Linked DNA regions of Homo sapiens: region 1 is linked to region 2. A link is a loop called in an ENCODE intact Hi-C map of the cell type or tissue named here. Cell type or tissue: MCF 10A. All regions are shown on one strand. Each heading gives the region's core, and the rest is flanking DNA. Links, peaks and the distances in the headings are about the cores only. Region 1 overlaps ASCC3 (activating signal cointegrator 1 complex subunit 3). Region 2 has its middle 28 kb from the start of SIM1.

Region 1 (7,157 bases), core at 1,406-6,405, 170 kb before region 2:
TAAATATGTTAACATATTAAGTACAATGCCCTTGCATTCTGGGGTTGAAGAGTACTTAGTTGTGGCATTTTGTTTTAATGCATTGATGAATTCTGTTTTCTAAAGTTCTTTACTATTTAGAGTAATATTTGTAAGAGAGATATTGTTATTGTATTCACTTTTCTGCTTTGTCAGGTTTTAATATCAGTGCCATTATATTCGCTTGTAGAATCAGTTTAAGTGTTCTGTTTCTGTCCTCTAGAGTCTCTTAATAGCATTAGAATTAATTCATCTTTAAAAATTTGAAAGCCCAGCTGTTAAATTTAACTCTTAAATTTTCTTTCATTATTTTTATCATTTTAGAGTTTTCTGTCACTTCTAGGTTAAATATTAGTAACAATATTTTCCTAGAAAATCATCCATTCCAAACAGTTTAAGTGAAATGCACTGAATTTTACAAAGTGCTCTTTTCTGATTCTTTTAAACTGTAGTATATTTCTTTCATATTCTTTCAAATTGTGATATTTTCGTTTTGCTGATATTGGGTCTTGTGCTTGTGCTGTTGTACTTGTGTACAGCTATACAGATTATTTTACTTAAAGACCAGGTAGTAAACATTTTAAGCTTGTAGACATATGATCTCTCCCACAACTATTCATTCAGCCCTCCTGTTGTAGCTCAAGCAGCCTTAGACAATCTGTAACAAATTGATATGGCTGTTTTCCAATAAGTTTTATGTACAAAAACAGGTAGTTGGCACATATTTTGCCAGCTCCTTCTCTAGTCAGTAATGGCCACTGTCTATTTTTGTTTGATTTTTTTCTTTTAAGGTAAGAGTGTTAATTTTTTTTCTCAATTTCACAATCTTTAAATCATTGGTTCTACCAATGATTACCTAACTGGTCTCCCTTATTTCTCTCCTTCTCAGAAATCTTCAGTGGCTTTCCATTTATTTAGAAGAAAAGCCCAAGTCTTTATCCATGGATCACTTCAAACTCATGCGCAAAACATAATTTACTCCTGACCTTCTTAGTACCTAAGTTAAAGGCAATCATTGACTCTCCTCATTCTGTTTACCTTATCGTATATTCAGTGCACCAAGATAAGGATTAGCTTGAAACAATTCTAACTCCTTTTCTTTTATGTCATGTTCATCCCCCTTTCTAGACAGTCATCCAGTCTTGGTTACTTTCTAGCCAACTTTAACCTTGACTTTGTTTGGTTATTTCTGTTTCCCCTGCCTCCATCTTCTGCAGATTGCTGTAGTGGCCGATACCTGCTCTGGTCTTAGCACAACTGTGAAGTTACCTCTCTAAAGAACAAATCTGATACTGCTTAAAAACTTGAATTGGCTCCTTTTCCACCTATGTTCAAGACAATGTAAAGCCTGACCCCAATCCTTTTTTCTAGCTTAATTTTCTTAATTTTTGCCCCACACCCTCTGAACAGAATGCCCTCCAAACACACTGTGTGTGCTCTTTAATAATTCCCAGCTTAGGTACTTATATATCCTGCTGCCTACCTTTCCCCATTTAGCAGTTTATCCCTTGTCCTTCAAGACTCACGTTTCACATTTTCTGTAAAGACTTCTTTGATCAAACTATCAGATCACTGATTCATTCATTCAGGGAATGTGTAGTATCAGTATGAAGAAGGCACCCTGCCAAATGTTAGCGATACAAATGTAAATAAGACATAATTTTGTCATAAATGACAATATCATGTCATAAATAACAAAGTTTCATCTTGGTCCCTGTACCTCTATCATAAACACATTATATTTAATAGAAATCACTTGTATATGAGTCTGTCTTCCTTACCAGTCTGCAAATTATCCAAAGCTCAGATTTTGTCTTAAATTTCTTTGAATTCCTAGGATCTAATATATGATAAATACATGTTTCTTATTGATCTTCTCTTTGATTCTTTACAGTGCTTTTTTTTTGTCTGTTAGTGACTATCATGTTTCATAAATTTGTTAGGAGGTACTCTTCTTAGGAATGTAAATAATTTAGTACAATAACAAATACGAGGTTGCTTAGCACTAAATAGTCTCATGAGGTCAAATTGTACAGCTGTATTATAACACAGGTGGATAAAAACATCATTGCAAATATCCTTCTGTAAAAAACTCGCTCCTTATACTTTTGTGTGCAGTAGAATCACTTGAGGAGCTGATTAGATATGCACATCCAAGAACATGGAAGATGTTTAACATCATTAACTGTTAAGGAAACTTATGTTAAAACCATGGTAAGATACTACCACACACCTGTTACAATTGCTAAAATAAAAAATAATAATTATATAATGTATGGGAAGCTGGCAAGTATGGGAAGCAACTGGAACTGTTATACAATGCTGATGCAAATGCAAAATGTTAAAATTCTCCAGAAATGCTTTGGCATTTTTATAAAAGTAAACATACATTAACCATGTGACCCGTAAGATTCATGCCTGGTATTTACTTTGGAGGAATGAAATCATATTAATATATACAAAAAAGTGTACATGAATGTTTATAAATGTTCTGTTTATAATTGTGAAAACTGGAAACAACCCCCATGTCCTTCAGTGAGAGGTCCGATTAACAGACTGTAATGTGCCCATCTGTAGTACCGTGGAATACTACTCAGCAATAAAAAGGAATGAGATATTGATATATGCAACAACTTAGATGAATCTCAAAGCCATTAATCTGGGTGACAGAAACTAATTTCAAAAGTTTATAAGCTTTCTGACTCAATTTATATAGTGGTCTTGGAGAGACAAAACTATAGGGTTGGAGTACAGATTAGTACAGTGGTAGTAGTTGCGAAGAGTTTAACTATAAAGAAATAGCATGAGGGGGTTTTTTTAAGGTGGAGAAACTCCTCTTGATTATGATGGTAGCTACACAAATCTAACACAAATATGTCTTAAAATTCTTAGATGTGTACACTAAAAGTGGAAAAATAGTTTTGCTTTATGATGATTTTTAAAATCACATGAGGAACATCCCTGGGCCTCATCTCCAGGGATTCCAGTTCATTTTTTTTTCTTCTTTTTTTTTTGTTTTTTGAGACAGAGTCTCACTCTGTCGCCCAGGCTGGAGTTCAGTGATGTGATCTCGGCTCACTGCAGCCTCCACCTCCTGGGTTCAAGTGATTCTCTTGCCTCAGCCTCCCGAGTAACTGGGACTACAGGCACATGCCACCATGCCCGGCTATTTTTTTTTTGTTTGTTTGTTTGTTTTTGTTAGTAGAGACGGAGTTTCACCATGTTAGCCAGGATGGTCTTCATCTCCTGACCTCGTGATCTGCCTGCCTCACCCTTCCAAAGTGCTAGGATTACAGGCATGACCCACTGTGCCCGGCCAGATTCCAGTTCATTTTTGTTGTGAGCTAAGGCAGACCACAGATGGAAAATTCAGATTCAAAGATAGTTAAGAATAAAAAACCCAGACTTACTTTGATTGTTGTCACTTCAAGTCTGTAATGAACCAATAAAAAAAATGCACAGAGTATGCAAGAATAGAAATAGAAGTGACTCCTACCTCCTCCTAGTTCCTCACAGAGACCAGAGAGATATACCAAGTTGGTGGCCACTGACGCTGGTTGAATGTGAAACTGGCCACTGATGCTGGTTGAATGTGAAACCCATGTGATCAAGTGGGAGGTACTATGTCAGTACTCCAAGATCCACCTGCTACTTTATAAGAAACATCTCTATCACAGATACATACTTCCCTTGTTTAACTTCTTACTGTGTCATTGGTGCCACAGCAGTCCTAGCCATGTCTTCCCTCAAATGGGGTTTGACTAAGGAATCTATTTGTAAGAAGGACAGCAGAACATTTCAATGCAGGGAGCCCACAGAAAGCAGACTTAACCTAAAACCAAACAGCAATCCAGCAATATGATTTGAATATCACCTTCAACCAATAGTTTTAGTTTCCTCTGTTGGCTTTGAATATCCACTCTTGAATATTAGAAAAGAAATGAAGTAAGTGAAATGTTTCTCCTCTCCCTACCTTTAGCCTCTGAAGGAGCTCTTAGCAAATACACCACAATTGGACTTTTTTCCATATTCATAAGAGCTGCTTTAAGATTACAGTAACAATATTGCTTGTCTGAAAAGATGAAAGCTGAGGCAATGAGATCCAAGTGTAATTAGTCCTAAAGTATATGTATAAAATAATTTCTAACAGGCTGACTGCACTGCATAAGAATAAAGTAAGAATACACCCCCCTTGAAACTTTAAGAAGCTCTCCTCTTTTGTTATGTTTATATATGTATTTTGTTTTGGACCCTTAAGAGGCTCAAAATGTGTAAGTTGTTATTTACTTGGTTGGCCACTAGATGGTGTGGTTTGTTAATGCATTACTTTTGGTTTTATAATTGAAGCAGATTTCATGGAATACTATTTTCTTAGATAATTTTATTAGTTAAATATTATTAACTTAGAAGTTTAAAATTTTAAGTGACCTGAGAGATAATCAGTATGGCAAAGTCTAGAATGGAACCCCAGTCCCCTGAAATCTTACTCCCTGCCATTATCCAGCCCTTAAGTAAAAAGTGTAGGGAAAAAACTGTTCAAAAAGAAGCTCATGAATTGATAATGAGATTTTGAGACCAATAGCAAATAAACACATGATGTGATGGCCAAACAGAAGCTTTAACTATATAAACATTTCTTTAAATGTTAATCTAAGGTCTTTAATTTTTCTTAAAAATTCTGCCTATTGTATAGTGAATCTTCAGTGAGTCTTTTAAGACCTTCTGCTACAGCACTTACACAGGTGACATATAAGTATACTAAATCTCACCTCTGGGCTCAGATTAGGCCAAAGAACAGAACCAGAAGTAACATTATTACAGTAGTCCCCCCTTATCCATGGGGTATATTTCCAAGATATGAAACCACAGATACTAGTGAACTAACTTGATTGGTGTCAATTAAGTGCGTTTTTGTTTTCGTGTCTTCCACCCACAAATTTAAAGCCTTTTTCATCTTAACTATGTATCACACTGTAGCTGTAACTTGCAATTTGAGGTGCAACAGCAAAACTAACACAAATTTCTGTTTTCTTCTTTGTAATTTCACAACTAGAAGATTTGTTGCTCTTACCATCGATTTTAGCAACCTCAGCATACAATTTCGTTTTTATTCCCTTAAGTTGAAAACTTTCACCTTTTCACATAAAGGAAACACTTTATGGCTTCTCTCTGGCAAATTCAAGTTGCCAGCATCACTAATGTTGTGCTTCAGGGCCATTATTAAGTAAAATAAGGGTGACTTGCAAACACTGTGATACTTAAACAGTCAATCTGATAACCAAGCCTACTACTAAGTGACTAATGGGTGAGAAATGTCTACAGCTTATATATGCTGGACAAAGGGACGATTCATTTTCTGGGCTGGATGGAATAGGACAGTGTGAGATTTCATCATGCTACTCAGAAGAGCATGTAACTTAAAACATGATTTGTTTATTTCTGGAATATTCTACTTAATATTTTTGGACCACAGTTGACCTCAGGTAATGGAAACCACAGAAAGCAAAACTACAGATAAGGAAGGACTCCTCTATACTCAATGCACATCTATAGTTGAGGAGCTAAAACAGATGGTCAATGCTTTGCTATCAAAGATCACCAAGAACACAGCTGTAGGTGAACAAAGCTGGGTTTATTGACTTATCGCAATGAGGAATATCATAGGGGAAGCATCATGGGGATCTCAATAAGAAGGGAGAAGTCCTCAAAGGCAGTGGGTCTGAAGTAAAAGTGTAAAGGCTCTGAAGCAGATATGGACTTGTTGGAAAATATACTCAGAAAAGCCAGCCATTGTGGCTAGTGTGGATGAGGTAAGGGGATGAGATTGATTTCCATAGTCTTGCATTGTAATGACTCTGGCCTTTACTCTTAAGGAGTTGAGAAGCCACTGAGATTTAGTTTTATTTTGAATAGTGTATATTTTGAAGGCTAAGAAACAGGTAATACTGATTGATTGCAAAAAGGGACATCTGGATGAAAGAGACACTTGCTTTTCACCTCTTTCCTTTTGAATTTTGTGATATATTTTGGTATTACCTATTTTTTAAGATAGGTAACATTATTTTTTATGATTTTATATAAAGCATTATATACTAAGACCTAGTAATACCTTAAGATGCTTAAAAATAATTTTCTGATTTCTTTGATGAACTCATACAACAGAAATGCTAAAAACAATTGCTTTTAAATGCTAAATAATACTCTTACGCTTTCTTGGTATCTAGGTACAAAGGTCGAGAAATAAGCAAGTACGAGAATTATTCCCAGATGGTTTTAGTATTCATCATGCAGGAATGCTTCGGCAGGACAGAAATTTAGTTGAAAACTTGTTTTCTAATGGGCATATCAAAGTCCTAGTGTGTACAGCTACGTTAGCCTGGGGTGTCAATCTTCCCGCCCATGCTGTTATTATTAAGGTAAGAGCTTACCTTCCTTGATAAATGGATTTTGTGTGTGTCTTAAAGCAAGGCTCTGGGTTGACTTACATAGAAAAATATTGTGATTTGGCTGTTTCCTTGACTTTGAATGTTATTTATAAAAGGTCAGAATTATTTTCTCCAATAAGAATCTAGTTTATATTGTGAAAATTTTACTCTATCACAGATGATGAAAGGATTAGTTAAAGTACACTTTTGAGATCTTGCCATATTTGCCTAATTTCAGTATTCAGTTCATCAGGATTATATTTGTGTGTGTTTATGTAAATTTTTGTTAACTTTTCCTCATCTAGGGAACACAAATATATGCTGCAAAAAGAGGCTCCTTTGTTGACCTTGGAATTTTAGATGTCATGCAGATATTTGGTCGAGCTGGACGACCACAATTTGACAAATTTGGGGAAGGAATAATTATAACAACGCATGATAAACTCAGCCATTACCTCACTTTGCTCACTCAACGAAACCCAATTGAGAGTCAGTTTCTGGAAAGCCTTGCAGATAACCTAAATGCAGAGGTAAGATCTAATGAGTAAAAGTTTGGAATAGAATCATCAGCCTTAAGAATGACCAAGAAAGATGAAGATTGAGTTGGTTGCTGTTTTGTAGTGTTTAGGATTACAGCCTATGCCATATAAGTTATAAGACAAAACAGGGTGAATGGCATTATTGTTGATTAATTCAGAGGATTATAGAATGATA
Region 2 (7,157 bases), core at 972-5,971:
ATATCTCGGATTGGATTTGAAATTATTTCTTGTCTATGACACCAAAGGCACAGACAATAAATGAAAAAATAGACACTTGAACTTCAAGAAAATTGAAAATTTTTGTGCATCAAAAGACACTATTAACAGAGTAAAAAGATACCCCATAGGATGGGAGAAAATATTTACAAATTATATATCTGACAAGAGATAACATCCAGAATACTCCTAAAACTCTACAATAAAATAACCTGATTCTCAAAGTGACAAAGGTCTTAAATAGACATTTTTCCAAAGAAGATACACAAATGGCCAATAAGCATATGACAAGATGCTTAACACCACTAATCATTAGAGAATTGAGAATCAAAACCACAATGAGATACCACTTCACACTCACTAGGATGGCTAACCAAAAAATAATAAAATAAACAAACAAAAAATAACCAGTGTTGGTGAGAATGTGGAGAAATTAGAACCCTTATCCACTGTTGGTAGGAAAGTAAAGTGGTACAACCACTGTGGAAAACAGTATGACAGTTCTTCAAGAAAATAAAAACAGGATTACCATAAGATCCAGCAATTCCGGAAAAATTGAAAGCAGGGTCTTGAAGAGATATTTGTATACTCATGTTCATAGCAGCATTGTTCACAATACCCAAACCTTAGAAGCAACCCAAGTGTCTGTCAAAGGATGAATGAATAATCAAATGTGGTACATACATACAATGAAATATCATTCTGCCATATGATATGATGTGGATGCAACTTGAGGATATTATGCTAAATGAAAGAAGCCAGTCACAAGAAGATAAATATGCTTTGATTCCACTGATATAAATTACCTCATATATATGAGTAGTCAGATTTACAGAGACAGAAAGTAAAATGGTGGTGCCAGGGCCAGGGAGGAAGGAAAATAGGGAGTTATTGTTTAAAGGGTAAAGAGTTTCAGTTTTTCAAGATGAAAAGAGTTCAGGAAATGGTAGTGGTAGCTGCACAGGAATATGAAGGCACTTAATACCACTAAACTATATAGTATAAAATGGTTAAAATGGTAAATTTTATGTTATATACATTTTTTACCCTAACACAAAATGTGCACTAAAAAAAAAATCAACTGCTTTGAATCAAAGATGATAAATTACAAGAAAAACAAATGGCACCTGATATGGTTTGGCTGTGTGTCCCCACCCAAATCTCATCTCAGATTGTGATCCCCACATGTGGAAGTGTGGAAGGAGGGACCTATAATCCCCATATGTCAAGGGAGGGAGGTGATTGGATCATGAAGGCAGTTTCCCCCATGCTGTTCTCATGATAGTGAGTGAGTTCTCACGAGATCTAATGGTTTTATAAGCATCTGGCATTTCCTTTGCTTGCACTTCTCTTTCTGGTCACCATGTGAAGAAGGTCCTTGCTTCCCCTTCACCTTCCGCCATGATTGTTTTTTGAAGCCTCCCCAGCCATGTGGAACTGTGAGTCAATTAAGCTTCTTTCCTTTATAAATTAACCAGTCTCGGGTACGTCTTTATATCAGTGTGAGAACAGACTAATACATCACCCACAGGTTTATTTAAAAGTTCAGGATAATACACTATGGAGTCAGAGTTCTATATAAGCAAAAGCAAACTTTCTAAGCAGAAAGCTTACCAAATCATTTCACCAGTTTATCCCATTGAAAACATACTTCAATAACCTATTAAATGCTCAATCTGGAAATCATTGTTTCTAGATATTTTATTAAATGGGGTGGAGCAACTAATTTTCATTCGTGCATCCTTTGCTACTCCTTTTTCTGCCAGAACCCACACCCGCAAATTAGGTGAGAGTCAGGTCTTCTCATAGTATGAGGGTGAATTAGCATCCCTGACACTCAGCCTAAGACAATGCTAAAATGTTATTGATTGGTTGAGTAGCAGTCACTTTGTGACACCCAAGCCCCCAGTAAAGTGAAACCCAAGCAAAACTGGAAACCAAAGAGCCAAGTCTTCTTTCTCCCTCATTTCCGACATCTGTTTGCCAAACACTTGAACCCAACCTTTCAAGCCCAAAGGAAATAGCATAAAAAGGTTTTAATTATCTGTAATTTGCTCATTATTTTTTATGATGAAATATTTCAAACCTATTTAAAATGAGAAATTAACAAAACGGACATCCCTCTATTGTCTCCCAAATTTATTGAATTATAACATTTTCCACACTTAATTAATAAAGAGAAATAAAACATTAGATGTATAGTTGGTGTCCTGATGTACCCTTTTCCAATGCTGTTCTCTTCTTCCATTCCAGAGCTAGTCCTTATTCTGAATTATTATCTTTTGTGTACATGTTTTAAACTATTACTGATATTACCACATAATTTTGTTCTGTGTTTTTATACTATTCTCACATACCGTATATCCAAAAGTAGTACACAGCAGTTGTGGTGGGCAGCCTCCAAGATGGCGCCCATTGATCCATGCCTCCTTGTGCTCACACCTGTGGGCAATCCCTTCCCCTTGAGTGTCTGCTGGACTTAAGAGATTCACCTCTAATGACTAGAATACATAATGGGATGTCACTTCCAAATGTAGGTGATAAGAAGACTAATTTCCATTTGGGTATTCTCTGTCTTGCTCTCTCTTGGTTGATCACTTACAAGAGAAGCCAGCTGCTATGTCCCACTTTGTCATGGGGCAGCCCTGGGGAAAGACCCACATAAGTATACATGGAAGTAGACCCACTGAGGCCTGCAAATAGCCATGGAAGATAGCCTGTAAGCAGCCTCATGAGAGATCCTGAGCCAGAAGGAACCAGCTCAACCACTCCTGGAGCCTTGACCCACAGAAACTATGATGAAATAAATATGTATTCTTTTAAGCTGATACATTTGGAAGTATTTTGTTACACTGCAATAGACAACTAGTATGGCAGAGTCTAGAATTTTGTAAACTTTTTTCACTGAATATGGTTGTTGAGATTTATCAATGTTGATACATGAAGCTGTAGTTTAACTACATGTATGAATATATCATAGTTTATTCACTCATTTTTAAGTTCATGAGCTTTTATATTTGTTTCCAATATATGCTACTACAAGTAAAATTCCTGCAACAAATATTTTTCTCACTTCTCAGCTAATCATTTCTAATTTCATAAAAATCACAAAGCCAACCAATATGCAAGTTCAGATTCTTCAGTAATCAAAATAAATTAGACACGAGGAATTTATGATTTGTCTACACTAGTATGACATGTTTACATTTTTAAGTCAATATTTAATCTACCAAGGTGAAGCCCTGGATTTCTCCACAAAAACTGATCTATGTAGGTGATATTGGAACTGTAGAATAAAGGTGACCATTGAAGCATATTCCAATCCAAAGCTGAGGCACACAGGTAGCAGTTTCTCATAATTAGCCCTGATTTGAAAAAAGTTGACCTAGTTAGCGTGCTTTTCCTTCTCTGCTGTTCTAAGATGAGAAGTACTGCAGAATTTCCCAATAGATGTTTCTTTTGTGACTCAGTAGGAGACTTCTCACAGGTGCATTCTCTAGTAGTCACATGAAGAAAAGTCAAGATGCAGAGCCCCTCCTCACACTGCCCTCCTGAGCCAGGAAATGGCCGGCTCTGCCCCGCGGCTATACAGTGGGGCTCCTGAGATGCCTGTTACTCTCTTTGGACTACAGGGGTGAAGTTGAAGTTGTAAACCTCCTAAGAAATGGGAACATGCCCTGTCATGATCTCTCCTGGCAAAACAGGACTGGTTAAAATGTCATCATGAATTAACAAGCGTGCCTGCATGCTTCATGATGTGACAAAGGTCTTAAAAGATTCTCTTTTATTTTTGATTTACAGACTTTTGAAGCTGATATTAAATATTATTCCTCCCATAAAGTGTATTTGGTAAAATGGTATCACTTTAGCAGGCTCAGTTATTTGTATTAAACATATTTCTTGATGTTTTTATATTTCCTATCACATATTGATAGGAAAAGAGAAACTAGCAAATGATGACCTCCCAGTTTTAGCTATAGCCATAGAAGCGAAGCACCCCCAACACCACTACCACCCCCGTTGAAACATAAAAGTGCTAAATAAAGAAAAGACAGCTTTGATGAGAGATGCAAATACAGCAACACCCCCACGATGAAGGACTTTGAATGACTGTCATTTTGATGCACACCCGAATGGGTGATCTATTTAAAGGGATGTCAGGCTTGTCAAAGCACCGCAGTAACCACTTCACCACAACCTAAGATTTATTCAAGAAAAATCAAAAAGATCACGTATAACATTCCTTCATTATTTGAATCCTTTTTAGAAGCAATCCATATCTCTCTCACAATATATACCACAACTCATGTGCATCAATAGAAGAAATACATACTAAGCAAAATCTGCAACCAAAATTGTATTATCCAGATGCTTCTGAGCAGAAGAGGCAACAAAGATCGGCCATAGGCAGTCTCCCTGGCCCTTTGGTCCTGTGCAGCTTCCACCTCGGTCTTGCACACTGCGGCCTCCCCCCGAGCCTGCCCCCACAGCAGAGCCTCTCTCAGGACACGAGTTTACTTTGTCTCCTCACCTGCATAGCACACAGCCTTGTGTATCAGAAGTGTTTGAAAGATGACTGTGGAACAAATACAAATTTAAACTTACAGGCTTAAGGATTAAAATAGACAATCAACTGACAGAGAAAAATGAACTGAAAGTTTTCTTGAGCACCCATTATGCTCATTGTCCCATCTTCTTTTAAAAGGATCAGTTGAGGTGTCTCCGGCGAAGGTCAACAGAACAAAATGAGGTTACCGAATATCCTTCCTGCTTGCAGGTCATTAGGCAGACAAATGCCTTCCTGTGGCGGGAAAGCTGATATGAAAGAGAGCAAAGTAAGCACAGAATCTAGGAAATTAAAGGTATTTTTCAGGCAATGAGTTCAGCGGTAAAACCCAGTCCCTGACGTCTAACAGACCCTGCTGGAGAATATTTTACAGCCTCCGCCCCAGACTGCTATTCATTTAACAACACATTCGTTACTAAATGTGCATTGTCTAAAGAACTCAATGCTCTCCATAGAATAATTCTGGAAGGCTATCAGAGGAATTTATGAGCAGTGGCTTCTGAGGAAGGGACTGCAGGGAGAGACTTAATGTTTAATGTTTTGCACCATTTGATTTTTTTTTAACCTTATGCTTACACAGTTTTTTCCATTAAAAATAGTTGTTTGAAAATGTTTGATTTAAAAAAAAACACTCAAAATCATAATATGCCTCAAACAAACATAACAAAACCAAAACATAGCACTTACTGTTTCCTTTACAAGCTGCTTCACTAGCTGTACATCTGAGAGGTCCGTGGAGAGTTAAGGAGAAAGCTTTAATTTCCTGCCAAGGACAGCTTTGGGGAAAAGGGGGTTATTTCTTGTTCACACATGTGAAAACACCCTCCTCAGAGGAGACACAGGTTCTCTGAAGGGTTTGCAGGGTATGGAGATGTCACAGTTGTGCCCAAAGCCCTCAAGTCTTCTATGACTTTAACCTGAGTGGATGGTCACCAGGGCTGGCTCCGTATAAAAGGATGATTAAAACAAAGTCAGATTCAGTATTGTGCTTTAGGGAGAAAAACTGAATATTTCCGGGAAAGGGGTTTTATTTTTGTGCATTTTCTACTTAAAAAATCTCAGCCAGGCGTGGTGGCTCACACCTGTAATCCCAGCACTTTGGGAGGCCGAGGCGGGTGGATAATGAGCTCGGGAGTTTGAGATCAGCCTGGCTAACATAGTGAAACCCCGTCTCTACTAAAAATACAAAAAATTAGCTAGGCATGGTGGTGGGCGCCTGTAATCCCAGCTACTCCGGAGGCTGAGGCAAGAGAATCACTTGAACCCAGTAGGCGGAGGTTGCGGTGAGCCGAGATTGCAACACTGTACTCCAGCCCAGGCAACAGTGTAAGTCTCCATCTCAAAAAAAAAAAAAAATCTCAAGGTGATTTCTCTCCTTTCACCCCTGTTCTGGGTTGAATTGTGTTCCCCCCAAATATATGTTGAAGTTCTAATTCCCAGGACCTCAGAATGTGAACTTATTTGGAAATAGGGTCTTTACAGTGCCTTCCACAGTTAAAAAGGGGTCATTAGGATGGGCCTTAATCCAACATGACTGCTGTCCTTATCAAAAGGGGAGGTGTGGACAGACACACATAGAAGGCAGATGATGTGAAGAGACACAGAGAGGATGCCACTAGAACAAGAAGGCCGAGATTGGAGTTATGCTGCCATGAGACAAGGAGCATGTGGGGCTACAAGAAGCCAGAAAAGGCAAAGGAATATCCTTCCCCTACAACAGCAGTCCCCAACCATTTGGCACAAGGGACCAGTTTCTTGGAAGGCAATTGTTCCACGGACTGGGAGGGGAATGGTTTCAGGATGATTCAAGTGCATTACATTTATTGTGCACTTTATTTCTATTATTATTACAGTGTAATATATAATAAAATAAATTATACAACTCACCATAATGTAGATTCAGTGGGAGCCCTGTGCTTGTTTTCCTGCAACTAGACAGCCCTGTCTTGGGGTGATGGGAGACAGTGACAGATCATCAGGCATTAGATTCTCATAAAAAGTGTGCAACCTAGATCCCTGGCAAGCACAGTTCACAATAGGGTTCATGCTCCTATGAGAATCTAATGCCACCATTAATCTGACAGGAGGCGGAGCTCAGATGGTAACACGAGCAATGGGGAGCAGCTGTAAACACAGATGAAGCTTCACTTGGTCACCTGCAGCTCACCTCCTGCTGTGCAGCCTTGTTCCTAACAGGCCAGGGACCACTACTGGTTTGTGTCCTGGGGCTTTGGAACCCCTGTCTTTCAGGTTTCAAGGGAGTATGGTCCCCCTACTGACAACTTGATTTTAGACTTCTAACCCTTGGAACTGTAGCACAATGCATTTCTGTTGTTCTAAGCCATTCAATTTTTGATAGTTTTTAATGGAAACCGTGGGAAACTAATGCAATCAATCCTTCCCTGTAACTTCTGTGTTTCAGAGGCTCTTGGTGAATCCTGCAAAGACTCAGTGCCTGCAGCTCTTGCCTCATTCAGTGCCTTGTATTTTGCCTCCCTGCTCTTAGTCCTCTCATGCTTCCTGCACCTATAGGCCCGGCTCAGTTAGTCTCTGTGCTTGGCAGACCTTCCAC

Evidence for each region. A loop is a pair of places that touch in the nucleus more often than their neighbours do. Peaks named below come from ENCODE experiments on the same cell type or tissue, not always from the same donor. Only the 100,000 strongest peaks of a DNase experiment are listed, where the experiment ranks them.
Region 1: it touches region 2 in a loop (5-fold over the local background); 15 of 110 quality-filtered maps call a loop at or near these places.

Annotation. Positions count from the first base shown.
Region 1 is chr6:100,661,622-100,668,778 of GRCh38, reverse strand. It overlaps ASCC3 (activating signal cointegrator 1 complex subunit 3), which reads left to right. Exons shown (of 42, transcript NM_006828.4): 15 at 6,243-6,434; 16 at 6,749-6,973. Among named protein-coding and RNA genes, the nearest start is that of SIM1, 200 kb to the right of the region's middle. In MCF 10A, for the core only: a CTCF peak has its summit at 4,304 (motif pointing right); no DNase peak of the experiment used is centred there.
Region 2 is chr6:100,489,807-100,496,963 of GRCh38, reverse strand. No RefSeq gene overlaps it. Among named protein-coding and RNA genes, the nearest start is that of SIM1, 28 kb to the right of the region's middle. In MCF 10A, for the core only: no CTCF peak of the experiment used is centred there; a DNase peak (open chromatin) is centred at 3,563.